2 separate regions of the Mus musculus genome follow, and region 2 is linked to region 1. The links are chromatin contacts, found by POLR2A ChIA-PET in ENCODE. All regions are on one chromosome and are shown on one strand. Each heading gives the region's core, a stretch centred on a gene start or an enhancer-like site at or near the end of the contact. The rest is flanking DNA. Distances are from core to core; before and after follow the strand shown. Region 1 holds the start of Zc3h6 (zinc finger CCCH type containing 6). Region 2 has its middle 26 kb from the start of A730036I17Rik.

What was found. ChIA-PET counts read pairs that join two places held with the same protein, here RNA polymerase II (POLR2A).
Region 2: POLR2A ChIA-PET joins it to region 1 with 11 read pairs in embryonic stem cell. The contact joins the enhancer-like site here to the promoter of Zc3h6 in region 1. POLR2A ChIA-PET finds 5 or more read pairs at or near these places in 2 of 5 experiments (Patski and embryonic stem cell).

The regions. Positions count from the first base shown.
Region 1 is chr2:128,965,930-128,970,511 of GRCm38, forward strand. Zc3h6 (zinc finger CCCH type containing 6) reads left to right here and starts at 1,473. Exons shown (of 12, transcript NM_178404.3): 1 at 1,473-1,907. The coding sequence starts at 1,876.
Region 2 is chr2:129,242,945-129,247,503 of GRCm38, forward strand. No RefSeq gene overlaps it. Among named protein-coding and RNA genes, the nearest start is that of A730036I17Rik, 26 kb to the left of the region's middle. Within about 2 kb of position 1,892, at least 1 of the 3 ENCODE cell types and tissues checked has a DNase peak (open chromatin) inside an H3K27ac peak, as active enhancers do.

The DNA of each region.
Region 1 (4,582 bases), core at 223-2,722:
TTCAGCCAGCTGAGAGCTGTGGCTTTCCTGCCTTGAGGGTTTATAAAGTATATAAAGTTTACAAATAGAGTACACCACAGGGAATCCTTTCCTTGTGGCTTGAGTTGGCCTAGATAGCCAACAATTGGACCTTCCAAGTGTGTCAGTATGTTAATTTTGTCTGGAGGCAACATTTCAAAAGTTGTTTTTCTGAGTAAGCTAATGCCCAGAATTTATTTTGGTGTGCGTTTAAACTTCCAAACGAATTTGAAAACAGCAATACTCAAATGTGTACCAGTTCAAAGATTTTCTTTTTATTAAAAAAAAAAATCAAATTCAAATCCTAAATCATTATTTTAATGTCTAAGCAGAAAATGCAGTTGTGAAGAGCAGCTGTTACACCTCAAAAGCCTTTCACTGTTCCTAGTAAAACGATTAAATGAAGAGGCTTTACATTTTAGTTCCAAAAACTAATAATATTGCTTCTCTAGTTAAAACAGATGTGCCTTTTGAAAGTTTCCTATAATGGGCCGTGAAGATCTGTCAGGGTTCAAGTCTTGTCAATAGCTGCATTCAACTAAATAACTTTTTTTCTCTTTTCACATTTATCTAATCGCAATTGCTCTTTGAATGCACGTTATTTACACATCAAAGACAAAAGACGTCGTGTATTTAGAAATATTGGACATTTAAGCTTATCATTTTAATAAAAAAAATTAACTTTCCTTCAGAACTAAGTATACATTACTCATCATTTCAAGACTATTTCTGAAGGATATGGAAATACGTCTGAAGGCCATGGACATACGAAGAAATGAAGTCTTGTTCTTATGAAATACTCGAATGAATTCCACATCTAAACCGCTAACAGACACAAGATCATGTTTTAATTACCTCAATAGCTATTTTTAATCGTCAAGTAAGGACTGGGTGAATTTAGTATCAGAAAAAGTTGCATGGCAGGCAGTCTTCCTTACACTACGGAGACATAACAGCTACAAGTTTAAGGGCTTAAGGATGATTCCGAGTTCTTTCGGCAACAAAGAAAGCTTTTCTTTCTTTCTTTCTTTTTAACAAAGAAAACCGCCAGTCCTGGGTTCCTTTCTTTGTCGCGCAGTTAACGGTGGCGGGGTGGAGGGGGACAGTGTGATGAGTCCGGAACTCCAAAGCCTTAGACGACGAGTCTCGCAGGAACATCGAGAAATGGGCACAGAGGACCTGGTGGACACAGCAGGCCTGGCGGGGTGACCTGCCCCGCCCGATATAACTCCACGCGCCACCGAACCGCATCCCTGGCCTCACACCCATCAGATTGCTGCCTCCGCTGCCGCAGCGAGCGTATTAAAGGCCCGCCCCTGGAAGTGATTGACGGGCAGTTTCCTCCAATGGCTAGTGCGCTCGGCACCGGCGGGCTGGGAGAGGGCCGCGGCTCGCGGAGGAATTCCACTTGCCCTTTAGTCCCGGGCAAGGTGTTGCGGCCGGCGCCATTTTCTGAGCCGCCTGTTTCGGGTGCCGCCATGTTGGTGAGGAGAAATCACCGTTACGGCCACTGTCCAAATCCCCGCGTCGCTGCACGCCGCCCGCCGGCTCCCACGCCTCAGCCTCCGGCGGCGAATACAGACTAGAGCGGCAGCGCCGGCAGCGCGGGGCCGTTGCCCAGTCTTTGCAGTTAGAGCCCCATCTCTCTGGCGTTGGTTGTTAATAGACTGGAAAGTCTGTGTCTGTGTCGCTCACTAGTAACCGTGAGTTTTTACCACTTCGTCACCTGTCGGCGGCGGCCGGGGACAGGGTTGCCCGCAGGCGGCGCAGGGGTCCTCCCCGCGCCCCGCTGCCGCCGCCACCGCCGCCGCCGGCCTCCAGACCTGCCCTCCAGCCCCGCCCCGTTCTTGACCAAACATGACAGACTCTGAACATGCAGGGCACGACAGGTCGGGAACCCTTCTTGTCTGTCTTTCTGTCGGATGAGAGGAGGGGTCGGGGCGGCGGGAGCGGGCCGGGGCCGGGCGCCTCCTGCATGACTTAGACGTCTCTGTGTGGCTCCATCGGTTCCGTGACGCGCACCTTCGTCCACCGCCGCTGCCTGCCGGCCGCCGCGGGGGAGGCCGAAGCGGCCGCGCCCGCCTCCCGGAGCCGGGGTCGCCGTCGCTCTCGCCGCCCCGCCCCCGCCGGGCACGTGCGAGCCCCCCGCCCCTGGCCCGGCTCAGTCGTCGGCGCCACGCGGGCGGCGGCGCGGCTGCGGCCGCTGCCCGCCAGGCCAGTGACCGGCGTTGGCAGCCCCGTTGGAACCGGCCCCAAAAGCTCAGTAGTAGGCCTAGTGGATGTTTGCCTCCGACCCGAGTCTACCTCTGAAAATAAACATGTTTAGTTTTTTTTTTTTTTTTTTTTTTTTTTTTTTTGGAGGGGGTTGGGGAGTCTCTTTCCCTCCCATCCCCCACTCCCAGGCCATGTGTCTGCCGCAGTCCTATAACCTCCAGGAAAGTGAAATGGCAGTTTTTCATATTAAATACGTTAACACAAGTAGACTGCAGAGTTTTAGCTTTACCTGATTTCCTAGGTGCTAAATAAATATTTGACTATTTAGCTGAGATTCTCATTTTCCAGTTTTAGTTTTGTTGTGCTCTGAGAGGCACATTCTTAGCACCATTCAAAGGTTTGGTGGCATTTACAGAATATACTCTTGACATTGATAAACAAATTTTTAAAGGTGTCAGAGGAGGACTTTTATTAAAACTCCTGGTGCCAAATCTCATTCAGCTGATTCCTACTTAGAATATTGACTTGAAAGTGGACATCCTCACATTGCTTTGTGAATAGTCTCAGATACATTGTGTTCTAGTGTGGCCCATAAGACTTAAGAATTCCTGATAAATATCATATGCTTTTGATAAAGCATTACACTCACCTTCCTTCCCTAAATACAAAGGAAGCAAAACAAAACAACAACAACAAAAACCAACAAAAATCATTGAAATTTTAAATGCCAAAATATATGGCAACCTTGAAAGGGATTTAAAAAAATCCTAAGAACTTCACTAATGTAATGATAATTCTCTAGAAAGACATCAATGAAGCATGTAGCAAGGTTTAGATAGTAAAAAGTGCTCTTACATAAGTGCAGAAGCTTGCACTGGACATTTTTAATGATTTTTTAAAAAAGATGATACCTTTGTAGTTTCAGTGCTGTCAAATGGACCTAAGGACTCTTGTGTGATAGGCAAGTACTCTAACACTTGGCTACACTCATAGCCCAATATTGCCCTATTAAAAAAAGTTTAAAAGTGAAGGTCCTAGAATTAACTAATAATGTTGAGAAGTCTATTGATAAGCCAGTGACTTGATGTACTTAAAATTCATTAATATGAAAGGAAATCTCATGTTAGTGGATAGTGTAACTTGAATATGTAGAAATATGTATTTTACATAATAAAACGTGTCACCAAGTTTAGAAATCAAAATAATGCTTCTACAGAACAATGACACCATGGTTTTCTCTTACCCCCATCCCTTTTGAGAGGTGGTCTCCTTAGCCTTAGCTGGCCTAGAACTTGATATGTAGACCAGTCTGTCTTAGAACTCAAAAAGATCAGCCTGTCTATGCCTACAGAGTGCTGGATTAAAGGTGTGCACTGCCATGCCTGGCTGCTATCAGACTTTGAAAAGAGTTTGAGGTCCAGTGTGGTAATACATACCTGTAATCCAACACTCAGGCTGAGACAAGAAGGTGGCATGTTCATGGCAGCCTGCCCTACACAACAAACCCTGGGTTTTTTAGAAAGTAGAATTTGAAGTTTTAAAATACTGACTTAGAAGTTAAAATGAAACTTTAGTTTAAAGGATATAGATTAGTAGGAGGAGCAAATGATAAGTAGCAATAGTTTTGTTTTAAATTAGACCCAAAAGTATCTCAACTCAGTTTTAATTTAGCCAGTGTTAGGTGGTGTTGTGAATCATAAATATAGATATAGATGTATATATAAAACCTCTGACGTGGAAAGAACTACATCAAGAAACTGCACTATCTGTATGTGGTGAGTTATATGTATAATTCCAACACTCTGGAGGCAAAGGAGAATTGCTATTTGAGCCTAGGCTAAAGGAAAGAAGGAAGAAATCCCACAGAGCAGGGGGTCTACAGAAATGGCCCTTTCCAGGACTGTAACCAGTTAGCTTTGTGAACTTGAGTTTCTTAGTGGATAACAGAAGTGTTTAAACCTTACCAAAGCAGTGGTTTTCAGTCTGGACAGGGGTGCTTAAGGGCAGGGCAGTTCCACTGATGTGACTGGGGCCCATAAATTTTAGAAATTTCCCATGTAGTTATGAGCTGTTAGGTAAATGTTTCTCAGTCTTATCTAATCAGACCTGTTTGATACAAAATGAAGAACAGCTCATAGAAATCTGTAGGTAGGTTTGTGACTACCTGTATTTTTATAGGTTTCTAGTTGATTCTAAAGAAACTTGGGAGAAAATAATCTATGGATTCCTCAAGCAGTCCATGTTTCTACATTATAACTTTTATACTGTAATACATGTTTATACGAATTATATGTGAAAAGTATATAAAATTTTGCATAGTCTAGGTATTTTTACAAAGATTATTTTCAAG
Region 2 (4,559 bases), core at 642-3,141, 280 kb after region 1:
AGGAAATATTGCATACATCACTCTGTATGGTAGACATTTGAAGTCATTAAAAGTCAAGTTACTGAGCTGGGGAGATGGCCTGTTGTGCCATACAAGTGTGGGCCTGCACTTAGCACCCCAGGACCCCTATAGGGAAGGAAGCCAGGTATCGTAGTACATGTTAGTAATGCCGGTGCTCCTGTGGGGAAATGGGAGGCATGTGTATATGTCTTGAGTCACACGAGCACAGGAACTTGCACATATGCACACCTATCACATGCCCTCCCCTCACACACAAATGAAATAGCTAGCTGTGTAATGACACAGGGCAGATGTTTCCATAACCATGAGAGATAACCATGACAAGGAGCTACAGACATGTGCCAGGCTGAACTTATGTAGCAGGTTAGGGGCCATGCAAGCTCATAGTTTTCTTGTTTTTTTAAAACTTACATTATGTGAGCAAGTATTTCACCTCGGTTATCAGGTACATACATAAGTATAAAAAAGACCAGGGGATTTCTGCCAGGCATGGTGATGCACACCTATACTCCCAGCTTTTGGGAAACAGAGATAGGCAGATCTCCATGGGTCTTAGCCAGCCTGATCTACATAGGTCAACTAGGGCTATGTAGTTAGACTCTATCTCAAAACCAAACAAAACTTGAAAACAATCAATCAACAACAACGGGGGGGGGGGGGGGGGTGAGAGGTGGGGAAACCAACCAACCAACCAACCAACCACCAAACAAACAAAACAAGACAAGGAAAAACAAGCCCAACCTTCCGGTTTTCGGGCTAACCTGTTTGTCTCTGCATTTACAAAGTTTTGCAATTGTCCTGCTATGAGTGTGTAGTACTTCAGTCATCACAAACAAGCAATTGCCATTTAAAAGTCTTGAGCGGTCACTTCTAGGCCTGTGCCTCCCGGCTGGGCCACCCAGGGGCCTTAACTGGGCCTCCTGGTCTAAGAATAAGCTTGTGTGTTTAATTAGGTCACTCTCCCGCCGACCTAGAATCTCTCTCTTCTCAGGGCTTAGTGTGGGCTGCCAGAACCCGGAGGAGCCCTTGCAGGTCCTTTGAGGCTGTGACAGGCAGGCGCCACTGTGGTGCTGCCTGCCTGTAGCTTCCTGTGAATTTGAGAAACTTGTCAACTGTCCCCGGGCGGGGCTGTCACCCTCTTGCCTCTCTAGCACATCCTCTTTAAAAATTAATTTAGCCTGCTTTGTTGAAGAGAGAGTGAAGGCGGATGAAGTCAACATCAAAACCACACGGGACCGAGAATAATTCACTAATTCATAGTCCCGAGGTGGCAGGCAACTATTGTTAATTGTTCCTGCTCCCTTCCTGGTGTGTCCTGTGTCACATACATTCAGACCTTGGCATCTGAGTAGTTGGAAGAGGCGACTTCTCAGAAGTTGCTCTGCCTGGGCACCAAAAAAAAAAAAAGAAAAAAAGAAAAAAAAAAACCTCCTGGAGGAAACATTCGGTGGGGTGAGGGAGCAGCATGGCCAGGGGTTCCCGACACAGGGCCTTGTGTGTTGAAAGCAGGGATGCTTCTTATTCCGTTTCTCTAAAATCATCATTCCGTGTGCCACTGTAATAGTGTGGGACATGGTGTGTGTACACATGTGTCCATAAGGAGACTGCGCACACGCACAAGCTGTGTGTGTGTGTCTGCTGGGCACTGTGCATGTGAGTGCAGGTGCCCGAGGAAGCCAGAAGAGGGCGTTGGATTCCCCCGAAGCTGGCGTTACAGGCGGTGAGCCACCCACTACAGGTACTGAATACTGAACTCCTTCCTGCCCTGGGCTCCTCTGGAAGAGCAGTACATATTGTTAACCACTGAGCCGTCTCTCCGGCACCTCTTGTAACACTTCTGTTTGGAAGTCCTTCTTTTAGCCTCTTGGCTGCTCTCTAAGAGTCCTGGTTCTCTTTCTTGGCGGAGGCTCCAGCAAGGGAAGCTTTTCCACGGAGCTGCGTCCCTTGACCCCTTACCCCGCCCAGAGTCCCACTGCTACCAATGACATCTGAGACTTCCACTTGGCTGCTCTGCAGGGTTCGTCCCTGCTCTGGGGCTCGGCTCAGCATTTCTCCAGTTCTTCTCCTGGCTTCCTGCCTGATCCCCCAGAGCTTCCTCTGTGGGCTTCTGCTTTGACTCCACGCCTCCCCGTTAATCCCAGGCTTCTCCATCCTCAGCTCTCGGACCTCCTCTCTTCATTTCACTCCAGCCATCTTCCTGTTGCTGAGTCTAGCTGTCAAGGACGCGGATACAAGATCCCTTAGTTCAGCGGCAAGCTCTGACCGGCCGCCATCTATCTACATTAGTTGGTTTTTTTTTTTTTTTTTAATTAAAGATTTATTTATTTATTTATTTTATATATGTGAGTGCACTGTTTCTGTCTTCAGACACACTAGAAGGATCCCATTACAGATGTTTGTGAGCTGCTATGTGGTTGCTGGGAACTGAACCCAGGACCTCTGGTAGAGCAGAACTGCTGAGCCATCTCTTCAGCCCGAGGTTTTTTTTTGTTTTGTTTTGTTTTGTTTGTTTATTTGTTTTTCCTTTCTATATTCGCGTAGTGGGTGAGTATTCATCCATCCATTGACTACAGTGGCTGTTGTTCTGGGTCCCGCCAAGGGTATGATTGCATACATACAGTAAATCATATTACTCTCACACTTAGAAAACATGGGCTTCTGAGGCATGTCTGGCAGCTGTGTTTCAGATTAGGGATGACAGACCAGCAACTCCCACATCTGTCCTGACCTGAGTCTTCCCAGTTTATGAGTAGTACTACAGCTAACTCTCACCTTTCAACACTCAAAGTAGAAGAGCCGCTGAGCGAGACTGCAGGAGCCTGCCTGATGAGGCCCCTGGATGGGCAGCCAGCCAGGAACTAATTTGACTAATCAGGACGTGGAGAGTCCAGAGCAGGAAGTGTCTGGAATGCTAGAGAAGGTGAGCAGGTGACAGAACACCCCAGCCACCCCACCCCACCCAGTGACACTGAAATAGCTAGCTAGCTCCTCGTGAGTAGGTAGCACCTGTCTAGAAGAGAGAATCTTATTTTTAAGTAGTTGGGCGTACTACCTAGATTAGTCCTTTTGCACAAGGGGGTGGGGTGGGCACAGCGAGGGGTCTATGGGGGGGGTTGTCGGTGTATTCGAATGTTGATTTCCATATCTGGAGATCAGGATGTCAAGGGATTTTAGTATTGTCATTATTATGAAGCATTTTCTGACTATTGTTTTGTAAAACATTGTTCTTCTCCACCTCTGATTGCTTAATAGAGAGCCAATCATCCTATAGCTGGGGGGGGGGGGGAGTTAAGGTGGGGCTTCTGATTTCAGTGAGGGGTCCTGGGTAGAGAATGGCCAGGGGAGGTGGCCAGGAGAGAATCAATATAAGGACATGGGTGGAGCAGGACCTGCCAGGGCAAAACTAAGATGGCAGGCACGGGGCACATGGCTGGCAGCATAGCCAGGTTGAAATAGATGAGTATCTGTCCAGGTGTGATGCTTTAAGATTATTAATAAATATATCAGGTCTCCATGTCATTATTCAGATACAAGGAAGGATGTAAAAAGCCCTGGCCTTTTACAGGGGCTGCTTCTCCAGAAGTCAGAGACTCACAGTAAATTACCACTTCTGCCCCAGGGGGCAGAATAGGGAGGTCACACCCATGCATTCCCGCCTGGTGCAGCGTTGGCCCTGGAAAACCTTTCAGTTCACTACCAGGGCAGTGGTAGACAGCCTTCATGGACTGTGGACAGAAGGATGACGGGTAATGCTGTGATTCAGTTTTGACTCAGCTCCTAGCCCAGGCTGGGCATGAGGCGAATGCTCCACGATTCTGTCTCACTACAGTGACCTCTGTGTAGGACTTGACGTTTCCATGTCCTCCGAGTTTCTCTGCTCTAGCCTGTGTTTGTCTGACTTGGGTCCCAACCTGTGTATCTCTATATTCACTCCCGGCCCCCCCCAACCCCCCAGTTGCTTTGTGTTGTGTTTGTGAGGTTCTGGAAATCACACCCAGGACCGTACACACCCTTAAGGTTTCTACCATAGGACCGCGTCTTCAGCCTGGTTCCCAGGTCTTGAAGGTTGCAGTGAGGAAAGTTGTGGGTGCTTGTTGAGGAGGTCCCCTTGCTCGGGCGCTCAAATTATCCCCTGTCTAGATCTCAGTAGAACTGATGCCCACACCCCTCTCCCCCTGGTTAGAGCCTTCACATGGGCCTCACACGTCTCTCAAACACGAGACGTAACCGCTCCTGTGCCCTCTGCCAGTTGTGACTCTCAGGCTCTTGCGCAGAGCGGCACAGCTGCTGAGCTGTGTGGCCCCTCTGGTTTTCCAGATGGAGTAGCAGAGCATCTCCTCGGCAGTCAGTTTCAACTAAAGAAGGAGCCCCGAAGAGTCTTGATTTTCTTTTCTTCTTTTTGAAACAGACACTCGTATAGCCTAGGTTAGCCTCAGACTTGCTATGAAACTGGAGGATGACCTTGAACTACTTAAACCTCCTGCCTCCACCTCCCAAATGCTGGGAGCATGTGCCAACATGCCCAGCTGAGAACCTTG